Regions from separate parts of the Mus musculus genome. Here region 1 is linked to region 2. A link is a loop called in an ENCODE intact Hi-C map of the cell type or tissue named here. Cell type or tissue: heart. All regions are shown on one strand. Each heading gives the region's core, and the rest is flanking DNA. Links, peaks and the distances in the headings are about the cores only. Region 1 has its middle 16 kb from the start of Halr1. Region 2 holds the start of Hoxa4 (homeobox A4).

Evidence for each region. Peaks named below come from ENCODE experiments on the same cell type or tissue, not always from the same donor. Only the 100,000 strongest peaks of a DNase experiment are listed, where the experiment ranks them.
Region 1: it touches region 2 in a loop (2.6-fold over the local background); 3 of 42 quality-filtered maps call a loop at or near these places.

Annotation. Positions count from the first base shown.
Region 1 is chr6:52,083,784-52,089,159 of GRCm38, reverse strand. No RefSeq gene overlaps it. Among named protein-coding and RNA genes, the nearest start is that of Halr1, 16 kb to the left of the region's middle. In heart, for the core only: a CTCF peak has its summit at 2,920; a DNase peak (open chromatin) is centred at 2,669; H3K4me3 peaks cover 450 bases; H3K27me3 peaks cover 4,013 bases.
Region 2 is chr6:52,189,775-52,195,150 of GRCm38, reverse strand. All of the region lies in intron 2 of Hoxa3 (homeobox A3), which reads left to right. Hoxa4 (homeobox A4) reads left to right here and starts at 3,448. Exons shown (of 2, transcript NM_008265.4): 1 at 3,448-3,973; 2 at 4,463-5,376. The coding sequence starts at 3,463. The coding sequence ends at 4,809. It overlaps LOC115490409 (a long non-coding RNA gene), which reads right to left. Exons shown (of 2, transcript NR_168044.1): 2 at 2,091-2,626. In heart, for the core only: no CTCF peak of the experiment used is centred there; a DNase peak (open chromatin) is centred at 3,180; H3K4me3 peaks cover 2,632 bases; H3K27ac peaks cover 2,327 bases; H3K27me3 peaks cover 4,868 bases.

The DNA.
Region 1 (5,376 bases), core at 173-5,172, 110 kb after region 2:
AAGTAGTATGGGGGAGTTTTTATATTGAGTGTTGAGAGACGAGGATAGAAAGAAAGTTGAAGCTGGGTAGTGGTGGTGGTGCATACCTCTAATCCCAGCACTCAGGAACCAGAAGCTGGTGGATCTCTTAGTTCGAGGCCAGCCTGGTCTCCAGAGTGAGTTCTAGGACAGCCAGGACTACACAGAGAAACCCCATCTTGAAACAAACAAACAAGTGGGAAGAAAGTTAGGAGTATGTGTGGGGTGCCTGGCCTTGAATCCTAGGCTGCATTTTATAGGCTGAGATGGCTACGTCTCTCAGCTTGGGTCCCAGAACTCTGGCTCAGGTCTGTGAGGGGATGCAGAGGGGACAGACACTGGGGTCAGGTGGGCTGTGCATACTCTGATGGAGTGGCACCAACAACTCCAGCAACCTCGAACTTCCCTGTGTTTATTATGTCCGGCACAACAGGAGCTTGCTAGTCTCAAAAGGAGGTATCCGTCGGTGAGCCCGCTTCAGGGTGTAGACATCTGGGAGGAGGAAGCTGCTGTTGCTGCTTTGCACACACTGTTTAATCATTTGCTCATCCCAGGACAAAAGGAAGACTTTTGTCACTCGGATCCTAATTTCCCAGAGGTCAAGGCCTTGGTCTTTGACATGGCGTGCCCACATCAACACTGAACGTTTGCTAGGGGACTTTCATCTGCTCTTTACATACTCACTCAGCACTTCCTGTGCTCCCCGCATGTGGTGGCTATTTTAAGAAATCAGACCCATTTGTCCAATGTCCTATAATACATATTGGAAATATTACTTGGAGTGAAGCTGGCCACGGGTGGGCAGTGAAACAAACAGTAACGGCTGGCCACTCAGGTTGTTGACTCCATTAGGGGTCAGGGACTGGGGCGCCAACTGCTTCTCTGTCCCTTCATCGATACACACGCTCATTTGCTTTATTGCCTTGTGGACATGGGTGTTCAAGTAAATTATAGGAGTATTTTAAATATATTGTATGGGATTAAGTCTGAAGTGGACTGTACTGACTCATTTGCCTTTATAACACTCTATTACTATTAGATTTGAAGCAGTGCTAGGAAGCCCGGGAGGAAGCAGAGAAATGTTCTCCATAACCTAATTGTCTCCGAGGACGATCTCATGTGCACGCATAATCTCATTGTCCATGGCTGGAAAATTATAGGAGAGTGAGAACAATTTTGAAGCCTCAGGCAGGAAATAGTAATAGATCTTAGTCTTTAAACTGGCACAATAAATATTGTCCAGCTTGCATTTTCCTTCGGAGTTTGTGTTATTTGTTATTTGTGGGAACCCCCTTTACCGTGACGGTCTCCGGCTACTTTTTACTCCGTTTGTTTCTGAGCTCAGGTAAGATGCTTAGTAGGCCAACCACACACTGGACGGATAATGATTTATTACAGAGACAATTTGCTCTGTCCCAAGCCTTGGAGATGGAATTCTAATCCTTTAAAATTCTTCAGTGTTTTCACAACCCACCCTTTTACCCCCCGCCCCCACTCCCACCCCTTTTTAGGACTGTAGCTTTTTCCAGCTGATTCTGAATCAAAGTGCTCACATTGGTCACCTGCAGATGACATCTGTCTAGTAGAAGTACTCGCTGTATTCATTAAGACCGGTCTTAGGCGTTTGCTCCATTGTATGAGCCTTGCTTTTTAAGATTGAATGTCACTTAAGGGAGAAAACACAACCACCAGGACAATTCCATCTATTTTTAGTTTCTGACTGGTTTGCTTATTTTATGTGTACGAGTGTTTTGCCTGCATGCACGGGTGCTGTGCACCACACACGTGCCTGGTGCCCAGGAAGTCAGAAGAGAGTGTTGGATAACCTAGAACTGGAGTTAAGGATGGTTGTGAACCAGCATATGGGTACTGGGACTTGAACCTCAGTCCTCTCTCTGCAAGAGCTACAAGTGCTCTTAACTGCTAAGCCATCTCTTCAGCTTCTAAATAACTGCATTTAGCAGGCATTCTAGAAGAATTTCACAGTAGGGTACTAAAAAAAAAATCCTGAAACATCTTTTTCTGCCTATATTATATATCTTTCCTGTGAAATAGATCAAAGAGAGCAGCAGTTCCTCCGGAGGTGTGCGGAGGGCAGGGCAGGGAGCTTTTGGATGAACACAATCTGAGAAGTGGTTGGTTATCTCTTCCTGCCTTTTCTAGCAAATGGCACAAGGTTTTAACAAGTGATGTGGATAGTAAGGACAAAAGACAGATCTGGGTTCCAGATAAAGAGGAGAGAAGGAGAAAGTCAGGTCTACCAACCCCAGTGATGAAATAGCTGTATCAGGTCAGGGCAGAAGTAAGGCTTCCATAGGTAAGTTATGAACTCTTTAACTGCTTATTCACGTAGATGTGTATTTTTTCTATACACAATACTACTACTTAGTATATGATATTATTACTTAATAGTTGTGGTAGTAAATTTTTGGCACATGGATAAGAGGTGACATTTGGCCTTTTTATGGCATCTGATTTTTACATCCTCCAAAGTGGCTGGAGTATCCCCTGGAAGATTCCCTATTGTTTCCACTCACAAACAAAGCATTGTGGTGACGGCCTTTTCAGTGGGTGTGTGATATGGCAGGAAAGCACTATGCGTCTTCGTCTTCGTCACTTCCCAGCTTCCTAAGCATCACAGCGCAAGTCTTTGCCAGATGTGAGTGGAAAGGAAGGGGCCATGAGGACATTCTCCGGCTGGCCTTGGACAATGCTGACAGCACGTATCAGCCACTCAGCACTTTCCCAAGTAGCCGCTGATGCCCGGCTACTCAACTTTAACCCAGGAAAAGGAGGTCATTTCAGGAAAGAGACTACACATCAAAGATGGTGCTGGCAGTCCTCGGGAGAGGTCATCGTCTGATATTTCCTTTAGCTTAGTGTCAGCACCCTCTTCGGGGAGTGAAACGCAGTGCTTTTCTGTCAAGGCAGAAACTGTGTGTAGATCCATCATTGCAAGCCGAGAGGAAGAAAAGCTTTTATCTCATGGCCTTGGAAGAAATCATGAGCATAAGCGTTTTCTACCACGTGTTAGGCACTGTGCTGGTTTCTTGCATAAACTGTCTAACTTAATCCTTACCATAATCAGAGCTACACCTCATTTTTTCTCTCCAGATAAGCTTCTTCCTCCAGTAGACACTGTGATTAAAGCGGCACTTATTTAAAATTACATCCTGTCTCTGACCTATGCTTTTTGATCATTGTTCCATATTACAAAATATTCTGTCTGACCTCCGCTTCATTAGACTCAAACATGGCGTGCTCCTTTTGTACGTCCCCTGATTTGCTGTCATATTCTACTATGGGTAATGAAAGTAGGAAATGACTGCCCCGGATTCTTCCCTTGTACACTTAGGGATACATCTGTGTTCATTTCCACAGCTTTGTCTCCAGGCCAGACCCCCTAGAGGATTGTGGGTTAGTGATCCCCAGCTACACCCACAGCCTAAAGCCTTGCCCCGTGGCTGTTACCTACAATAACAAAAGGTATTCTGAAGCTGTGATTAGGGCAAGGCTACGGACATGGGGAGACTACCCTGGATCATCACTGTGAGTCCAGAACAGCACAGTTTTAAGAGGGACACAGGAGATTGAGAGAAAAATCAGAGGAAGGCCCTGTGATGATGACAGAGCTCGGGTGAAGAACTTGAAATTGGAACCATGAGCCACAGAACACAGGCAGCGTGAGACAATGAAACCGAGGCAAGGAGACACGCTCGGATCCTTCAGAAACAATGAACATCTACTATGTCCCACTGATACCTTGACTTCTGCCCAGTGAAGCTGACCTAACACTTAAAACCTCTGGACTGTAAAAAAGATAGATGTATACCATTGTCTTAGTTTGGGATGGTATAAAGAGACGATCATAGATTTGGTATTTAGTTTTCTCAGTTCCTTAGCTCATGAAGGTCAAGACCAAATTGCTCGTAGATCTAGTGTCTCCTGATTTAAATAAAGATGCTATGTTCTCCTTGGTTCCCTACATGAAAGCAAAGAAAGAAGAGGCAGGCTCTCTTGTCTCTTCTTGTAAAAGCATTAAAGCCTCCATGAAGGCTTCACACTAATGGCCTAACTACCTCTAAAAGGGTTCCATTTCCAAATATCGTCACTCTGGGATTAAGGTTTCAACATGTAATTTTGGGGGCTCTGAGTTCACAGCAGTTGTTTTAAGTCACTAGGTTTGTGGCAATTTGTTATAGCAGTGGTGTGGGATGAACGGCATAATGTGTAGGTCTAGAAGACAGCTGGACAGAGCTATCTAATTGACGATAGCACCAAACACATGATGTTGCAATTGTGAGTTTTCAAGATAGCTTGTTCTTGGTCAGCCAGTCATCACCTGTGACTCACACTGTGGTACCTCTTCCTAGATGCACATAGGAATGAGACAGCCTTCCTCTGGCAACCAGCTACTCTCCATTCTTGGAGTGAGAAGGACCTTGCTGTTGAGAGAGGTCTTAGGAAGGAAACTCACCTTTGATTTACCTCCAGCTGTTTCAGCTCTGAACCTCATCTTCTCTTGCCCTTGCTTGTTCGTTAGGGTATGGTTACCATAGTAACAAGTAGTAATGAGTAACAAGGAACAACAAGGAACAAGAAGAGGGGCTTGCTAGTTCTTCCCTAGCCAGCATGGGAGAGTGAAAGTGATGGACCTTCTCTCTTGGGACATTTCTGTGGTCCAGACTCCGTGCATTTGATATTTAATTGCTGCTTGCAATCGGGAGTTGCAGAGAAGGTTCTTGTAGGTTCTAGATCTAATTGGAAAGAGCTATTTTAATGTAAGGAGAATGATAATCTCAAAACAGCACCTCAGAAAATAAACGAAAGCTATAGTGGACAAAGAGGAATTTTAACAGAGTATTGACTTTTAAGGAATATTTTAGTATTAACATCAACTCTAATCCTCAGCTAAGAAGTAGGTGTTATGTTAAAAATATTTATGATTGTCAGGAAATCTATATTAACATTCACATTTCAAAGAATAAAATGCATTATAATTCAGCCAGCAATGAAGCTAAATTTCACACCATTTATTTATTTGAACTCTCATGATTCAGATTTTATCCAGGATTATATTGACCTGTGGAGGAACTAATTAGAAGACCCCTTTCCCATCTCTCTTCCTCTTTCCTTTTTCAGCATCTGAGATTAAACCCAGGACCTTGTACATGCTGGTATGTATTCTGCTAGTAGGCTGTATCCATTTATGTATTTTTATTTTGAGATGAGGGTCACTAAATTCATCTAGGCTGATATTGAACTTGATCTGCAGCCCAGACAACCTATGCTGCAGTTGAGATTATAGGCCAGAACCACTAGGTCTCCTGGCTGAAGAAGGCCTTTTTAAACACTGTT
Region 2 (5,376 bases), core at 200-5,199:
CCTTACATGCCACTACCAGGCAGTTTAAAATCCTGCCATTTCCCAATTCAGTCTAGAGAAGTGTTTGAGATAGAGGACAGCCCGGAGGCCCTCATGCTAAAGAACAAAGGACAAATACAGTCAATACATCCCATAATGCTTACATTTCCTTTGCCTTTTCCCCTTGGTTTTTCCTGGGAAGGACTGACCTGGGCAAAGCACCCAGCTCTCTAAAAGACACTGTATAGACCTTTTAGAAGCGCAAAGTCCAAGGCCGAGGTGAACTTCAGGTCAGCGCGTCTAACAAATATGAAAATGTCGGCTGGTGAGGGCGCGCCTGTGACTTAACAAAGACTGTCAATGTGTAAGATTAATAAGAAACAAAATGCACACGGTGTCACTGTTCGGTCACTTTGAAACTTGGGACAGGGTTGCATTCAAGTGGGAAGGCTGTTCCAAATATATTCAAAATGATTCAAATCAGATTCAAACCAGGCTGCAAACACTGGGTCCTTCTCGCCCTCCCTCTCCCTCAGACTCCCTTCGACTCCATCTGGGATGCAAGGACATGATGAAAAGTTATTTCACTTAATGGGGTTTTAAGATAGCGATTTGGGGAATATATGCTATCCCTGCACATGGAAAGGAACAATTGTGCTTACCAGTTTCCCAAGGAAAAAATAGTGCTTCAACCCCGCTTGGGACTAGAGCCAGTTGGTGTGCGAAGATTAGCAGGCTCCCTCTCTGCTCCATTTCAGGGCATCCCATCCCCAGGCAAGATGCTGCTGTGGTAAACTTTGGCTTGTTTTCCTAATTGAGTTACTTTCTTTCTACCTTTCGTTTGGTGTCTTGGATCTCATGTTGAAGGCAAGAGATGCTTCTTAGGTTTACTGTTTTTTTTCCAAATGATTATTTGATTCCATGGGATTTTTGCTATGGCTTGCTTGCAAAGGGAGGCTGTGGAAGGTTCAGGAAAGGTACTGAGATTGTTTATTACAGCCATAAATCTTGCAGTAAAATGTCAAAATGTCGGTGTGTGAGATAACACTTGGTGGTCCTGGCTCCGTTTGTGTTTATGATAGGAGCTCAAAGACGTGTTACAGGCCTTGGGGGATTGTGTCAGCCCATCCTCCTTAATAGAACCTCAGGAAACAGAGTTAAGTCCTCTAGCTTAACCGTATACAAAACAGTGCCTCCTTAATACTTAAAACGTGGAAACTCTGTAGACCATTCTGAGGCTAAACAACATGGATTTTTGTGTCTTAGACTCTGTAAATAATATTAAACAGACATGGTTAGGACTCCTCCAGTGCTCAGGGTTGGTGACACCAGAAGCAGACTAGATTTCCTCAAGCTTTTCATCCAACCTGAACACATGCAGATATGCAGTGCATGTGTATTTGTATGGTCTGTCTGTGTGCTACTAATGTTAGAGATGTCTCCTGTCTCATTTGTGTACCTATTTTCTTGCTATTTTCTTGCTAGAGAGAGATATCAGTTTAAAGTAGCCACATCAGGCTAGATTTCCTTCCTCCAGTCTAGAGAAGATATCTAGAGATTAGAATCTTTGTTGGTTTCCATCTATGGCTCAGATTTTCATTTAAAAAAAAAATCATGGTGCTTCCTGTCAGTGGACAGCTCTCTTTACCAGCACAGACACCCAGTGTGGAAAATCTCTTTGTACTACTTCAGGATGATTTCAATAAGAAACTAACATGATCCTTTTTTTAACCTCTTTCCCTAAATTACTTTAAAGATTAGTCTCAATAATAGTCTTCATGTGTCTAAGCATTAAATGACTATCTATCAAATAGGATATATCCCAGTATTTAGTAGCTCAAGTGAGTAACAGATATGAATGAAGATAGAATGGATGTTCTTTCTGAAGTGTCTCTAGGCTTGGGTTATAACTTTCCTGGTCTGCGTTTGAGAAGGCCGTTGTTCTATCCTGCTCTCTGAAAAATCAGCAAGGTGCACCAACGGAAACTGCTTTGCATACCCAGAGGAGAGTTATTTTTTAGAATGGCGGTGATAGTTTGCACTGCTTTACCATCATGCAAAGGATCTAGGCGTGTCTGCTATTCAGAAGAAAGAAAGAGCACAATTCCAGGTACGAGTGAGGCATCAGTATTTACTTCAAAGATCAACATTAGGTGGAATTAATAAGTAATTTATTTGTTAATAATAATGGCATAATTAGTTTACCCATCAAATTTCAATTACCAAATGGCAGGCAACAGTCCCTTCTCTCTCCTTTCCAGAGCTACTGATATCGTTAAAATGCTAATTTTTCAGCAATCGCGGGCTGGTCTGTAAATATAGCCCTTGGTTTAGATCCTGCACGAGGAAACAGCATCCAAAAGGAGAAGGGAGGGAAAAGTTAGAAAAGACCGATTGACAATTAGACCAGGCAGGGTCTTATTGTATCTCAAACTTGTTTTTGTTTGGTGATTGTTCTGAAACGCGAAGTTACTGGATTCGAAGCCGGGTTTTGTGCAGGCGTCGTCTCTCTTCCCACTCTGGGGTGGAGGTCTCACAATAGCGCCTAATAAAGGAGGCACATTTAGCTCTCCTCAGCACCTCCATCAACTGCAATATAGGAAGGTTCCAAGTCTTTAAATGAAAAAATAATGTACAAATTCTGCGTCTGAAAGAAAAAAAGTAAAAATAAGTATCCACGAGGTTTTAGTGGATCGCCCTCGCTTGCTGTACTTCCTTGACCCGCTTGTTCAGCGGCCCTTCTACCCATCCTCCCTGTGCAGCTCCAGCCCTGGCTTCGCAAAGCAGGGACTCCCTAACAGCCGGGTGGATGTGTAGGGCGTGGACAAAGAATCAAAGGGCGAGAAAAATGGGTCCGTAGGCCTCCTTCGTTTTATTCCAGAGCTAGGATAAAAAGCCAGGGTCTGCCTCTTGGTCCCAGTGCCCTTCCCTCTCCTGGAGGGCCTCGAACCCTCGGAGGACCACCCGAAGCCTGGTTGGACTGGAGATCGGCGCTGAGTCGTGGCGACCAGCTGCCCAGAGGCCTAGGACAGACGTGGGCAGGAACAGGGCTCGAAAGGACCCGCAGTCTAACAGGCCCCAACTTCTCAGCCGGAACCCAAGTTGGGGGGCCCGAGGAACCCAAGCTCGCTTCTCCCACCCTGAAGGCTAGCAGCATCCATCACGCATCCCCCGCGCGTTTCCTGATCCGGGTCCGCGCGCGCGGATTTCCCATTGGCCGGATCGCAGCACGTGGGGCGCGGGGGCGGGGCGCGCAGGGCCACGGGGAGCGCGCGCGGGCGGGGGAGGAGCGGCGCGGACTTCGGCGGCGGCGACGGCGGGAGGGGGAGGGGCAGTCGTTTGACAGCGGGGGGAGGGGCGGGCGCCGGGGCCGGGGGGGGGGGGGGGGGGGGATGGGAAGCGCGGCGAGAGGGGGAGGGGCCTCGGCGAGCGCAGAAAAACGACACCGCGAGAAAAATTAGTATTTTTGCACTTCACAAATTAATGACCATGAGCTCGTTTTTGATAAACTCCAACTACATCGAGCCCAAGTTCCCTCCTTTCGAGGAGTTCGCCCCGCACGGTGGCCCGGGCGGTGGGGACGGCGCCGTGGGCGGGGGTCCCGGCTACCCGCGGCCCCAGAGCGCCCCGCACCTGCCGGCCCCGAACCCGCACGCGGCCCGCCAGCCCCCCGCTTACTACGCGCCGCGGGCGCGCGAGCCCAGCTACCCCGGGGGCCTGTACCCCGCGCCCGCCGCCGCCTGTCCCTACGCCTGCCGCGGGGCCAGCCCCGCGCGACCCGAGCAGTCCCCGGCCCCCGGCGCGCACCCCAGCCCGGCCCCGCAGCCCCCCGCGCCCCCTCGGCACTGCGCTCCCGGCCCCACCACCCCGGCTGTCGCGACGGGGGGCAGCGCCCCCGCGTGCCCGCTGCTGCTGGCGGACCAGGGCCCGGCGGGCCCGAAGGGCAAGGAGCCGGTGGTGTACCCCTGGATGAAGAAGATCCACGTGAGCGCCGGTATGTGGCGCCGCCGGGAGGGCAGCGGGCGTGGGGGCGCGGGGCAGGGCGCGGGAGGGGACCCCCATCTGGCCGGCGCTTTGGCTGTGGGTGTGTGCGCGCCGCCCGCAGCCTGGTCCTAACGTGAGAACCCTTTTGTACCCAGGGTCCCTTTATCCTGAGATTTACGAGACGCCAAACTGTTAGGGCAGTAATTATAGCCCCCATAAATTTAATTGCCCTGGCAGAGGCTCCCGGCCATGTGTCTTTGAAGCTTTTCTTCAGCCCCAAAGCCCAGCACCATTCTTTATGGCTCTCGGGTGTTTCCCGTTGTCAATAGCCTGTGAAACATTTTCTTTGCCTTTTTATGTATCTTGTGTGAACTTGGTGTCAGGTTATTATATAATGATGATGTCCGATTGCTCTTCCCCACCCTATCTCCTCTCTCCTCCCCTCCTCCTCTTCTACTTCTTCCTCTTTGGCCTTCTCTTTCGGGGTTCTGGTGTTCAGTCAACTCCAGTTATAACGGAGGCGAACCTAAGCGCTCTCGAACCGCCTATACCCGGCAGCAAGTCTTGGAACTGGAGAAGGAATTCCACTTTAACCGCTACCTGACCCGGCGGCGCCGCATCGAGATCGCCCACACGCTCTGCTTGTCGGAGCGCCAGGTCAAGATCTGGTTTCAGAACCGGAGAATGAAGTGGAAGAAAGACCACAAACTTCCCAACACCAAGATGCGATCTTCCAACACTGCCTCGGCCCCTGCCGGCCCGCCTGGGAAAGCACAAACTCACAGCCCACACCCCCATCCCCACCCTCTCCCTGGTGCTTCCACACCCATTCCCTCCTCCATATAATCTAGAGACCTGGATCAGTTTCTCTCACTTATGTGCCCTACTCATCTCCTGCTCCTGTCCTCATCTGCTCTTCCCTAAGTAAACCCGAGACACCAAAACAAAATCCAACTTGCTGGAAACCATAACCAAAAAGAAGACATTATCCCTGGTTGGTGTGACCCCTCCAAGAGGACGTCTGTCCTCGTCCTCGTTACTGCTTAGTGGAACAACCTGCTGACCTGGACAACTTTGCCAGGATTGGACACCTGTAAGAAAGCACTGGCCATCGACTACCTTTGAGTCAGCCAGACAGCACGTGCTGACTGGGGACATGTACTTGTATGCAGAAGAAGCAGGCCGGTTCCCAGCTTCCCAGCTTTCTAACCTTCCTTCCTCTTCTGCGTTAAGGCAGCTCACATGAGCTTTACTGAGTAGACTTTGTGGACCTCACCAGATTATTTAATTTTCAAAGTGTGTAGACCTTGATGGTAGGTGTGGCATGTAGTTTCCTCTCCTTGCATTTATTTAAGATACTGTTAGAGAGATATTGTTGTCTTATACTGGGGCACAGCGTTGGGGAGAGGGAAA